2 separate regions of the Homo sapiens genome follow, and region 2 is linked to region 1. The links are chromatin contacts, found by Hi-C in ENCODE. All regions are on one chromosome and are shown on one strand. The core of a region is the stretch at or near the end of the contact, and the rest is flanking DNA. Distances in the headings are between cores, read along the strand shown. Region 1 has its middle 47 kb from the start of LINC00844. Region 2 has its middle 28 kb from the start of TFAM.

The links. A loop is a pair of places that touch in the nucleus more often than their neighbours do. Pooled maps may share reads with other maps.
Region 2: a loop to region 1 is called in a map of mammary epithelial cell, with 19 times the contacts of the local background. The contact joins two enhancer-like sites. A Hi-C loop is called at or near these places in 7 of 168 maps with a recorded cell type or tissue (Caco-2, Calu3, IMR-90 and 4 more) and 12 of 50 pooled maps.

What each region holds. Positions count from the first base shown.
Region 1 is chr10:58,949,700-58,955,887 of GRCh38, reverse strand. No RefSeq gene overlaps it. Among named protein-coding and RNA genes, the nearest start is that of LINC00844, 47 kb to the left of the region's middle. Within about 2 kb of position 3,072, at least 9 of the 41 ENCODE cell types and tissues checked have a DNase peak (open chromatin) inside an H3K27ac peak, as active enhancers do.
Region 2 is chr10:58,410,574-58,416,869 of GRCh38, reverse strand. No RefSeq gene overlaps it. Among named protein-coding and RNA genes, the nearest start is that of TFAM, 28 kb to the right of the region's middle. Within about 2 kb of position 2,014, at least 2 of the 41 ENCODE cell types and tissues checked have a DNase peak (open chromatin) inside an H3K27ac peak, as active enhancers do.

The sequences.
Region 1 (6,188 bases), core at 1,823-4,322:
AAATTATGTGATTGCTTGTCTTCAGACTGTAATTCTTTGAAACCTAATACCTGTCTTGGTTTTACAGCCAGAAAATCCATAATGGCATGTTATTTGTTCCCTCTACTAAGTGGAAACACTCTGGGAGCTAATTCATAGTGTCATTTGCTAAGCAGCCATGTTATTGAAGAGCCCAGATATTCAGAGAAAAATGATTGCTTAATTGATAGGGAACCATGATGAGTGAGGGTTTGGTAGACAAAGTAAGGGGTGGCACAGGCCTCTTCAGCCAGCTCCATGTTTCTTTTGGTTCATAGTGTTGCCAATTCTTGCACTAAAAAGTGGCAATCCCAGTGTGTGACACACAGCTAGCTAGCTCTGATTACTGTTAAGGAGAATAAATCAAATGGTACACTGACGTGAGAGACGCTGTTGTGTCACTGACAGGCTACTTGCCACCATATTAAGTGTTGGCTAGTGAAGGATGGATAATTAATCCCCAAAATGCAGTGAATATTCTTTTGATCTAAACTAATCAAAGCTAATATTGATGATCATTTTCTGCTCATCCACTTTTTTGGGGCTCAGAACACAGTACTCCGAAGTATGGCACCTTGGCACACTGTACTCCAGTCCTTTGAACTAAATGAAGGACATTGGAAGGGTCTCAGAAGCAAGTTCTCTCTGATCTCCTCCTGCCGTCCTTTCTCCTATCCCTTTTGCTCCCCAAAAGAAAGATGTAGAAACCAGAATTCCTCTTCCCTAAGGCGAGTTATAGGAACTGGAATCCTTCTCTCCCCAAAGCAAGCCATAAAACCTAGAAAAGTTATTCTTTCCCTTCTCCCTTTGTTACTGGTGTCAAATCCATATCCATACAGGTCTACAGCAATCTCAATTCTTGCCTCCTCAGAAGAAAGAATTCAAGCAAGGGGCATAAGGCAGGAGAAGAGACCGAGGCAAGTTTTAGAGCAGGAGTGAACGTTAATTAAAAAGCTTTAGATCAGAAATAAAAGGAAATAAACTATACTTAGAAGAGGGCCAAGCAGGTGACTTGAGAGATCAAGTGTGCAGTTTGACCTTTTGACTTGGGGTTTTATGCATTGGCATACTTCTGGTGTCTTGCATTACTTCTCCCCTGATTCTTCCTTTGGAGCAGGCTGCCAAGGTGTGCAGTAGCCTGCTAGCACCTGGGAGGGGAACATGCGCAGTGTGTTTACTGGAGTTGTACGCATGTTCACTTGAGGTATTCTTCCCTTACCAGTCTAGCATTCCTAGAGGAAAGTCATATACCAGTTAAACTCTGCCATTTTACCTCTTAATGTGCATGTTTGAGCCCACTCACCAAACTCCTGAAATCTTATTGAGAAGCTGCCGCTCACCAGTTTCAGATTTTTTCTATCTGTTGGGAAACTGCCCTTACCTGGTGCCGGTTCTGACAAATTATTTTATAGAGAGAGCTAACAGTTGCCTCACCATCACCTGATGGTCACCTGACATTCCATTCCTCATGTGTGTATGTGGGGAAGGCTGAACCCTCTCCTGCCCTGCTTATGCCTGACTAGCTACCTACTGAAACATCTTAAAGACCCTCATTCCAGAGGGTCCTGCCCCATACCTGGGAAGAAGGAATGCTGCACAGAGAGGCCAAGAAGAATCTGAACAGACAGGCCTTGCTGGGTTCTCCACCTGAGTCTATTACCATTAGATCATACCCTTTTGTTTAATCACATTTCTACATGGCTGTCTATTCTTCAATAAACCTAAGCATAGAAACAGTTTTCTCTGGGTCTTTGAGTCTTCATTTCTGAAGCCTCCTATAATGTAAAACTTTGATTAAATACATTTATTATTATTTTCTCTTGTTAATCTGACTTTTGTTATAGGAGTGTCAGCCGTGACCTTTATGATGGGTGAGGAAAGGCATCACACCTTTTTTCTCCTACAACTTCCCAGTCAAAATGAGCCTATTCTCTCTTTTACTGTCATACCAGGCTTCTTTTTTTTTTTTTTTTAACTCTGTCACCAGGCTGGAGTGCAATGGCGAGATCTTGGTTCACTGCAACCTCTGTCTCCTGAGCTCAAGGGATTCTCCTGCCTCAGCCTCCTGAGTAGCTGGGACTACAGGTGTGCACCACCATGCCCAGCTAATTTTTGTATTTTTAGTAGAGATGGGGTTTCACCATGTTGGCCAGCATAACAGGCTTCTTTACTCACCAAGATGCCTGCTAACAAATCTGATAAAAATCACCCTTATCAACAACATCATGGAGAAATCAAGAATTCTATGAAATCAGCGTTCTCCTTTGCATGGTCGATAGCCCCCATGAGATCTGGTTTCCTCATCTCATACTACTCCCTGCCTGGTTCAATGCCATAGTCATTCCAGCTTCTTTTAGCTCCTGCACTGATCTTTTCCCTCTCTCTCCCTATGCAGCTTCACACCTACTGTTTCTTCTGCCTGAACTTCTCTCCTCAACTAATTTCCTGTCTGCTAAGCCAGCCCTCACTCATTCTCATACATCCAGTACTTCACAGGGAAGTTATCCCTGTCACTCCTCCTCTAGCATCCATGTTACATTGTCTAGTATGTACTTCTCAGTAGACTTGCACCACAGTGACAACTACTTGTTCAGTGGCTGTCTCATTCCTCTGGGGGATGAGATTCCTGAGTGCAGGGACTGTCTCTTTTGTTTATCTCTGTATCCCCAGCACTGAGCCCAAGACCTGGAACACACTGAACATCAGACAAATCGTTGTTGAATGAATTAATCAGAGTTAGTGAGAGAGGAAATGCATGGTTTGCCCCAATGGAGATATATTGCCTTTCCAAGCACAGTTTAAAAGATGGTCATTGGGCAAGTATGGAGTCCTCATTAAGGTTAATAGAAACAGAGAACTTTGCCTAGGATTACATGAGCCTGCTGGTTAAGAACAACACTTTTTTTTTTCATTCTTTTGGTTTTTTTAATGATCATTAAATTGTACCTACCTTCACAATGTGACCAGTATCATACTGTGGTATCAATTTCAGACTATAATGCGAGTCTGCCATCTACTGGTGCTACGGGGTAGTACTATGAAACCTCTGACAAGCATTTTCATTTTCTCTGGAATCTTCTGGGTTCCAGAAGCTAGGAGGGGCATAGATTCCAACATGCCCAACCATTTCATTTTACCCAAAGGGAAACCATTTCCCACAGAGTATAAATGACCACCCTGGGCCATACAGCTAATCGGTGGAAGGTCTGAACTCTAACCTAGGCCTCCTGACAAAATCAGCCTCTTGGTTCTTATTCTTCATCGTAATTCTGGATACTAACTGAAGTACATCTGGTCAACAGTGTTGACCTTGACTTTTTCCAAAAGGAAATGGAACAATTGAGACTTGTTCAAGTTTACACGCCAGGAATCTCTTACCCCCTTGTATAAAGCTCATCACATCCCAGAAAGCATATCTGCTTTCTGTCCAAGGATTTCCTGGATCTGAAAACAGCTGTACAGGATTGTGTGGGAAAGACTAGATTTACAAAACTTGGAATTTCGCACCAGAAACTTAGGCAAAGATGTGGTGCAAGACGTGCACTGCCTGCCATTAAATTGTATGCCATCAGCAAGATCCTGAGGGATTCGAAACACACCAGATGTTTGTGTTCCGAAAAGCCATGATCTTTAATGGAAAAACTGACAAACCATAATGGAAAGAGCTAGGAACTGCCATCCTAATAAGAATTGACAGGATCAGTGTAGAGCCTTCCAGAAAGGCCTCCTCTGTTAATCTGGCAGAATTGGCTACAGAAGCACTAGGTTTTCCAATAGGTACATTTTTAAAAAAATTTTTTTTAGCTACCCCAAGGGACTAGATTTAACCATAGTCATCTTTTTATTGTGTGGTTTGCATGGAAACACGCCTGTTAACATTCCTGAGATCAACGCAGAGTCAAAACAAACCAAACATCCCAGTACCTGCCAGAAGAGTTTCATCTTTCCCTAACAATTCTTGGAACAGAGCACTTTAGGGACTGAACTTCTAAAACAAAGGAAAGAAAGAAGATGTGGCTGCCGGGAAGTTCTCACTGGGTACTTCAAAAAAATTTCCCTGGAACTCTTTGGCTCGGAGTGTATCTTTAAAATTTTTCTTTACTCAAAACAGTACCGCCAGCTAATGAACAGGTCCAGGCTGGTCATTTGCTTCCATAATTTGGAAAAGTAACACCTTTACTTCATATCTCTGGGACCATTGTTGTCCAGCGATCTGACAAAGGAAAATACTGTCGGGTCCCAGGGGGTTTCCGATCAATCGGGGTACTATTTTAGTACCTTCAGGGTTGTAATAAAAACATGTTTCCTCTTGAACAAAAATAAGAACTAGCTAATAGAAATATTAATATTTATTCAATTAAACCCTTCTCATGATCATCTCCCTTCAAGTCTCAACCTCTAGGAGACTGATGCTCACCATTGCCCACAGACATGATCTGGAATGTCATTGGTTTACACCTGAATCCCTGTGTACCCTTTCCATCTCAACACAGTCCCCATGGACAATGGCACCATCTGGACGTCAAAATTACAGAGGACTGCATCAAGGTACCAGAGACCTTTGCTCCTCAGTGACAGAAAAAATGAGAATGTTCATGTTTACTCAGAATGTTAGTGTGTGGTTTAAATGAGGACTGGGAGGTCCAAATGAAACATCCAAGGCCAGACCAAGGTTCTTGTGATTTGGACATTACTACTGCCCTCTTTTCTCTCTTAGGGAAGAACTCAGAGTTCTTGGAAAATCTGGACTCTAATTTGTGCTCTATCTGTCCCCTGATGGCTCAGAGACACTGCTCAATGCAAGTGACAATTCTCTCATTGCAAAACCCATGAGAGATGTAACAGTCCCCTCCACCATCCCTTCTCAATTTCACATCAAGGAGATGCAGGTGACTGGAGCCCATGGTTTCCCCTCACTACGCCCCTCATCACTCCACATCTGCCAATATATTTCCTTTTATTTCCACCTACTTCTACTATTAGCTGCTGCACTTACTCTGAATTCATTTTCATCTCTTCCCTGACTCATCCTGTTATTTCTTAGTCATCAGTCAAGATCAAACAGTCCAAAATAGCCTGGTAGATTTGACTTGAGACACAGCTCAATAGTTATTGACTGGCCTTTATCCCCTTGCCTGGCCCTACAAGTAGGGTATGATGGTAGTGGGATTTTCATGCTGAAAATAGCATAAACACTACAGTTTAGGGAATTTTCACATTTACCCCAAAATTCTGTCTTGCTTAGAGCCTGACTTAATTTAGGTTTAGTTTACATTATTTCAAAATAAATTCATATCTTGAGTTTGTTCATATGGGCAATCTGATACAGTTGTTTCAAACCAGGCAAACTAAACAAACAAAAAAAACATAGGAAGCATGTAATAGTGTTTAAGTGTGGGCTCTGGCCCCAGACTGCTTGAGTTCACATTCGCCACTTCTGAGCTGAATGGCCTGTTCAAGTTAACCCTTCCAAAACCCAGCTTCTTCACTTATAAATGCAGATAATAATAGTACCTGCCCCATCAGACCATTAGGATTAAATGAGATAATACACAAAATACACTTAGCATAGTGTCTTGTGCATTGTTGATTGTATTGTTTTTAAATATACAAAACTACCATTATATATATATATATATAAGATATTTCAAAATACATGCTCTCATTTAACCCTGACAACCCTAAGGTATAGGTATTATCATCCCCATTTCGTAGGATGTTGGCTTGCCTGTAGACATAACTTTCTGTCCAGGTTTTTCAAGGAGCATTTGCTCAATCACATATCGTAGAGTCTGGAGGCAGTGTTCTCATTGAGACTCATGCTTTTGGCTCTAACATCCTCAATCCCTCTTTGTCACTATTGTCTACAAAATCTTGGGCTCCTATCCAGATCCTAATATCAATATGCTGTGTGACTTTATTATCTATGGTAATACCCAACATCCTGGCTGCTCACTTCCTTGAACTCTTCATCTCTAGTGATATTCTCCTTTGGTCATGTGTTTTCATTGCCCTTCTTTTGGCCTTGACAGCACCCAGAACCACTGTCCTACCTTCAAAATCAAGAACTCAGACATTTCCCAATTCTTATCATTTTAGATGGCTCTTTGAGTTATTTCAATTAAACCAGCTCTTTGAATTCATTTGACTACCTTTACAATTTCTCACTT
Region 2 (6,296 bases), core at 765-3,264, 540 kb after region 1:
GAGCCACTGCTCCCAGCCCAGCATAATTTATTTTTATGTATGTATGTATGTATGTATGCATTTATTTTTTAGAGACAAGGTTTCACTGTGTTTCCCAGGCTGGAGTGCAGTGGCATGATCATAGCTCACTGCAGTCTCAAGTAGCTGGTATTACAAGTGTGTGCCACCATGTCCATCTAATTTTTAAACATTTTTTGGTAGACATAGGGTCTCACTTTGTTCCCTGGGCTGATCTCAAACTCCTGGCCTCAAGTGATACTCCCACCTTGGCCTCCCACAGTGCTGGGATTACAGGTGTGGGCCATACCACCTGCCCAACCAGCACCATTTATTAACATAATCATCTATTACCACTCACTGCACAGCAGTGTCATTTTTGTCATAAGTTAGGTGACTAGTATGTGTAGATTTGTTTCTATCTTTGTACCAATTGCACTCTTAAGTTGTATTTTTACAGGATCTACATCAATAAAATTAATTAATTGGGTCTCTCTGTTACTGCATCACAGTAGAAGATAGCTGCATGGGATTTTATCAGATTTGGAGGGTCTGGCTATGGAATGCCTGATCCATAGTCATAGAATCCTAGACAATACAGCATCTGATCAGAGAACCCACTGAAGGTATGGGAGAGAAGGAGGTATGAGAGTGAGAGCCATAACCAGGAGACCCAATGGTCATATCACATACTGCCCCATCCAGACACTACCAGCCTATTAGAGTAATGAAATGATTTGCTGGAAAGAAACAACTGAAACACTAACTCACAGGCAACACTCTGAAAAAGGCACAGCTGAAACACTAACTCATAGGCATCCAATAGGATGAAGTATACATACTGAATCAGACACCTCCATATGCTGCTGGGTCTCCAGTAGGAACCAAGGTATAGAAGCACAAGTGGCCCTACCTAACATCATTTTCAATGACCCACTAGGGGGCTTTTCTTTTTGTCCCTTTAACTCTGGGCTCTGCAGGATTAGAGGTCCCAGTTCCAAAAGGGGACACACCCTTGCCAAGGGACACAGCAAGATTTCCATTAAACTACCAGCCTCAGCTGCCCTCTGGGCACTTTGGCTCTTTATATTCAGGACCAGCAGGCAAGAACAGGAGTCATTGTCCTGAAAGGTGTCATTGGCCCTGACCAGCAGAAAAAGGTGAGGCTTACACCTCTTTCTTATACAATTGAGAGGAACATTTACAGAACTCAGGTGATCTGCAGGGGCACTTCCTGTTACTCCTTTATCCAGATGTGACTGTGAATGGACAAGTGCAGCCATCCTGATCTGAGAAAAGTGTGATTATCAGGGGTCCAGACCCCTCAGGAATGGGAGTTAGAGTCAGCTCAGTAGGTAAGCCACGGAGGTGGTAGCTGAGGAAGCAGGGAATTTAGAATGGACATTGGGTGGGGAAGGTGGGGATAGTGAATACCAATTGGAGCCCCTAAGCTCCCTCTTCTCAGTTTCCCCTTAGGAAGAGAGGCTCACTGGGACCCCAAAGAAGCTGCTCTGCAAGTGTATATGGTGATACGAAGCCACACAGCACAAGGGTGGATTGTGGCAACCATGGAGGTTTACTGCTCATAACACCCTTGAAGGAAGAACTTGCTGGCAGCCTCAGCTGTTAATGAATTCATGATCTGCCTTCACTTTCAAGCCGAATCTGCATTCTTCCAAGGTAACCCCCACCCAGTGACTGAGCACAGTAAGGACACTAGGGCCTGGCCATTTCTGTGGGTTTCTTTAATGAGCAATCTTTGCTCTGGAGCTCCCCGTTGGGTTGGCTGAGATTTTGTCAGATCTTCATCATGGACTGAGGTTCCCACATCTGGAACCTTCACTATAAGAAAATCAGGACATGGAATTTTTGGCTTTCCAGCCTGTGTAGTACAAGAAAGCATCCAAGAAGGAGGGAGAAGGGAGGCGGAGCACTAATCTACCATGTACCTCAGCCAGTTCACCGTGTCCCATGAGGAAGAAGGGAGCAGTGGTTTCTGGAAAGCCACAGGTGAAGGCATTTCCTGGCTTGAAAACAGAAATGGAACCAGGAAAGAGGAGAGAGAAAAGCATAGCCCAGTGGAGCATGCAAGCAGGTCCGATGTGGACAAGCTTTTCTGTCTTTTTGGAATCCCTATCAAATGCTGCCCTCTGATGTTTGTGGAATAAACTACTTTTGAGAAATGTGAAAACAGCCTCATAAGAGAATGAATCTAGCTGTAGTTTCCTGGGATAAATAGCTCTAGATGTCTGAACCTCATGGAAACCAGGAAAAATCCACCAAACTGGGCACCAAAACTACTTCCAAATGATTGGGTCAACTGCCATACAGATCAAGTTTTACCGAGGTGCTATTAACTTAGACCTCTAGGTATAGCTTATCTTTTCTTCCACAATCAGAGTGGGGGCAGTCTTAAGCATTCCTCATGGTTCATGGAATGATCAGAAAGCACATGGTAAATTATGAATCATTTGTACAAACTATGAATCCAAATGAAGTCTTCCAATAAAAGCGTTTAATTTATTGCCAGTATTATTCATATCACTTCTCTTTATAATCTGTCTTTACAAGGTCCCCCCAACCATACCACCATCATAAATGTTGATTAGGAAAAGAGTGACATCACTGATTTTCAGAATGTTAAGTGCCAGTAGGGAATAACTTTATGTCAACAAACAAAGTTTCTGTTTCTGAATATAATATTGCCCAGTACAGCCAAGGAATGAAAGTCACAATGTTTAAAAGTATCACATCTCTAGCTGTCAGTTGATACACAAAACACTTGTCAGAGTTACAGATTAAACAGTAAATAAAAGCCAAGAATCAGGAGATGACCCTTGGGCATGCCAAGCATGCTCCTGCCTCAGTGCACTTACGTTTTCCTCTGCTTGCAACACACTTTCCCTCAATATCACATCCACAGGAGTGTTCTCTCATCTTCCTTCCAAGCTGCTAAAGTGGTAAGGTCCAGGGTCTATGTTCACAGAAGTTTAAGTCACAGTCACATCTTTCTATTCCCCCTTTATCCCCCATGGTCATTTTGTGGCCAATTGGAACTGTGGCTTGGGATCTTTGGATGGAGGAAGGTGGGTTAGAAGAGGCTTCACTGTAGACAAATTTATGTGAGTTGTCTCTATTGGGGTTGGAAGTCAAAAGCACATTTATTGTGTTAGTTTGTTTCCCTTTGCTAACCTTCCTTCAGTATATGCCTTCCTTTTCTATTTATTCTTTGGCAGGATTTAAATATTCATGGGTCTCTGGGCCTAGTAATTTCTTTTTTTTTTCAGACGGAGTTTCGCTCTTGTTGCCGAGGCTGGAGTGCAACGGCGCGATCTCCAGCTCACCGCAAACTCCGCCTACTGGGTTCAAGCAATTCTCCTGCCTTAGCCTCCTGAACAGCTGGGATTACAGGCATGTGCCACCACACTTGGCTAATTTTGTATTTTTAGTAGAGACGGGGTTTCTCCATGTTGGTCAGGGTGGTCTCGAACTCCCAACCTCAGGTGATCCGCCCGCCTCGGCCTCCCAAAGTGCTGGGATTACAGGCGTGAGCCACCGGGCCCGGCTTAATTTCCGATAGCCCCTCAATCTCACTCTGATTCCTAATGGGATTCATGCTAGAGAAGCCAAGTAGATTAATGAGCAAAGGCCATCATGTCCGGAATTGCAGCACTCTTTTCTGAGAATTGTCTCCATCCCAAGACCACCATCTCTGAGAACCTCTAAATATTTGCAAACTCTTTGGCAAACAGTATCAAACCATTCAAGTTTGAGGCTAGAGTAGTAACTAAAATATGACAAGCTGGAGATGCTCAGCAAAAACTACTTATATTGTGCTTGTACAGATCAACCTGCAGTTTCCAGGTGCCAGAGCTGTTACCATTCCTACCTTTCTCTTCAATCTTCTAGTACTAGGGAAAGGTATTTGCAAATAAGGCAAGGCAGAGATCAGAGCATGCTGCCCTCTGCATGGCCTGGGGGAAGTGCATCACACTCTCCCTCTCCACTGTTTGCTTTCTCACTGGGGAAGAGATGGACTCATCTTCAAAATGAAGGGATAAAAGGCTGCAGAAAACAACAAGCTCGGGGCTAAGTGTGGGGTCAGAGCTGTGTGTAATCAGTCATTAGGGGGCCCTGATCTGCTGATCTACTTTAAGGCTTTGGAATTTGACTTGAGGGATGTCATCCTGCTGCGTTCACAGAAGAAATTCCCAGGGGCTAGAGGTGAGGTCTAGCCACAAAAGTGAGATCATAGATGGAGAAACACTTAGAAAAAGAGTTTGTAGTGCTGTTGTTGTGGTAATGAAAAGAATAATAAGCTGACCACAAAGATCCTCCCAAATCTCTCATGTTGAGTAGTTTAGTCATTGTACAATAAAATAGCATAGCTTTGAGAGCTAAATAAATGTGGGATAGAGAAATGATTACAGTGTTCACAAATGAGAGATAAATTAAACAAATTACAGCAATCCCTACCATAGAATAATATGTAGTCATTTAAAAATTATGTACTACACACATATTGTGGAGGGCAACGTGGCACAATGGATAAAAAAATACAGATCCATATACCTCTAATCTAGCATTCCACTTTAAGAAATTTATCTTACAGGTGTGTTCATACAGGTGCAAAATGACATGTATACGATTATTTGCCTTGCCTTAGAAGAAAACCTAGGCAATACCACTCAGGACATAGGCATGGGCAAAGACTTCATGACTAAAACACCAAAAGCAATGGCAACAAAAGCCAAAATTGACAAATGGGATCTAATTAAACTAAAGAGCTTCTGCACAGCAAAAGAAACTAGCATCAGAGTGAACAGGCAGTCTACGGAATAGGAGAAAATTGTTGCAATCCACTCACCTGACAAAGGGCTAATATCCAGAATCTACAAAGAACTTAAACAAATTTACAGGAAAAAAAAAACAACCCCATCAAAAAGTGGGCGAAGGATATGAGCAGACACTTCTCAAAACAAGACATTTATGCGACCAACAGACACAAGAAAAAATGCTCATCATCACTGCTGATTAGAGAAGTGCATATCAAAACCACAATGAGATACCATCTCACACCAGTTAAAATGGAGATCATTAAAAAGTCAAGAAACAACAGATGCTGGAGAGGATGTGGAGAAATAGGAACACTTTTACACTGTTGGTGGGAGTGTAAAGTAGTTCAACAATTGTGGAAGACAGTGTGGCAATTCCTCAAGGATCTAGAACCAGAAATACACTTTGACCCAGCAATCCCATTACTGGGTATATACCCAAAGGATTATAAATCATTCTACTATAGGACACATGCAGACGTATGTTTGTTGTGACACTCTTCACAATAGCAAAGACTTGGAACCAACCCAAATGCCGATCAATGATAGACTGGATTAAGAAAATGTGGCACATATACTCCATGGAATACTGTGCAGCCACAAAAAAGAATGAGGTCATGTCCTTTGCAGGGACATGGATGAAGCTAGAAACCATCATTCTCAGCAAACTAGTACAGGAACAGAAAACCAAACACCACATGTTCTCACTCATAAATGGGAGTTGAACAATGAGAACACATGGGCACAAGGAGGGGAACATCACAAACTGGGGCCTGTCGGTGGGGTAGGGGTCAACGGAAGGGAGAGCATTAGGGCAAATACCTAAGCATGCGGGGCTTAAAACCTAGATGACGGGTTGATGGGTGCAGCAAACCACCATGGCACATGTATACCTATATAACAAACCTGCACGTTCTGCACATATATCCTAGAACTTAAAGTATAATAAAAATAAAAAATTAAAAAAGGAAAAAAATTAAAAAAAGATTATTTGTTGCACCATTATCTATAATACCAAAAGTTTGGAAACCTGTTTTTAAAAAGTTATGGTTGGCCGGGCGCGGTGGCTCATGCCTGTAATCCCAGCACTTTGGGAGGCCGAGGCGGGCGGATCACGAGGTCAGGAGATCGAGACCATCCCGGCTAAAACGGTGAAACCCCGTCTCTACTAAAAATACAAAAAAATTAGCCGGGCATAGTGGCGGGCGCCTGTAGTCCCAGCTACTTGGGAGGCTGAGTCAGGAGAATGGCGTGAACCCGGGAGGCGGAGCTTGCAGTGAGCCGAGATCCCGCCACTGCACTCCGCCTGGGCGACAGAGCGAGACTCCGTCTCAAAAAAAAAAAAAAAAAAAAAAAGTTATGGTATAGTCATACAATGGAATACAATGCAGCCTTTAAAAAGATACAAGCTCCCTATGTCCCGATATGTAAAACAACAATAACACCCACCAAAAAACAAAAAAA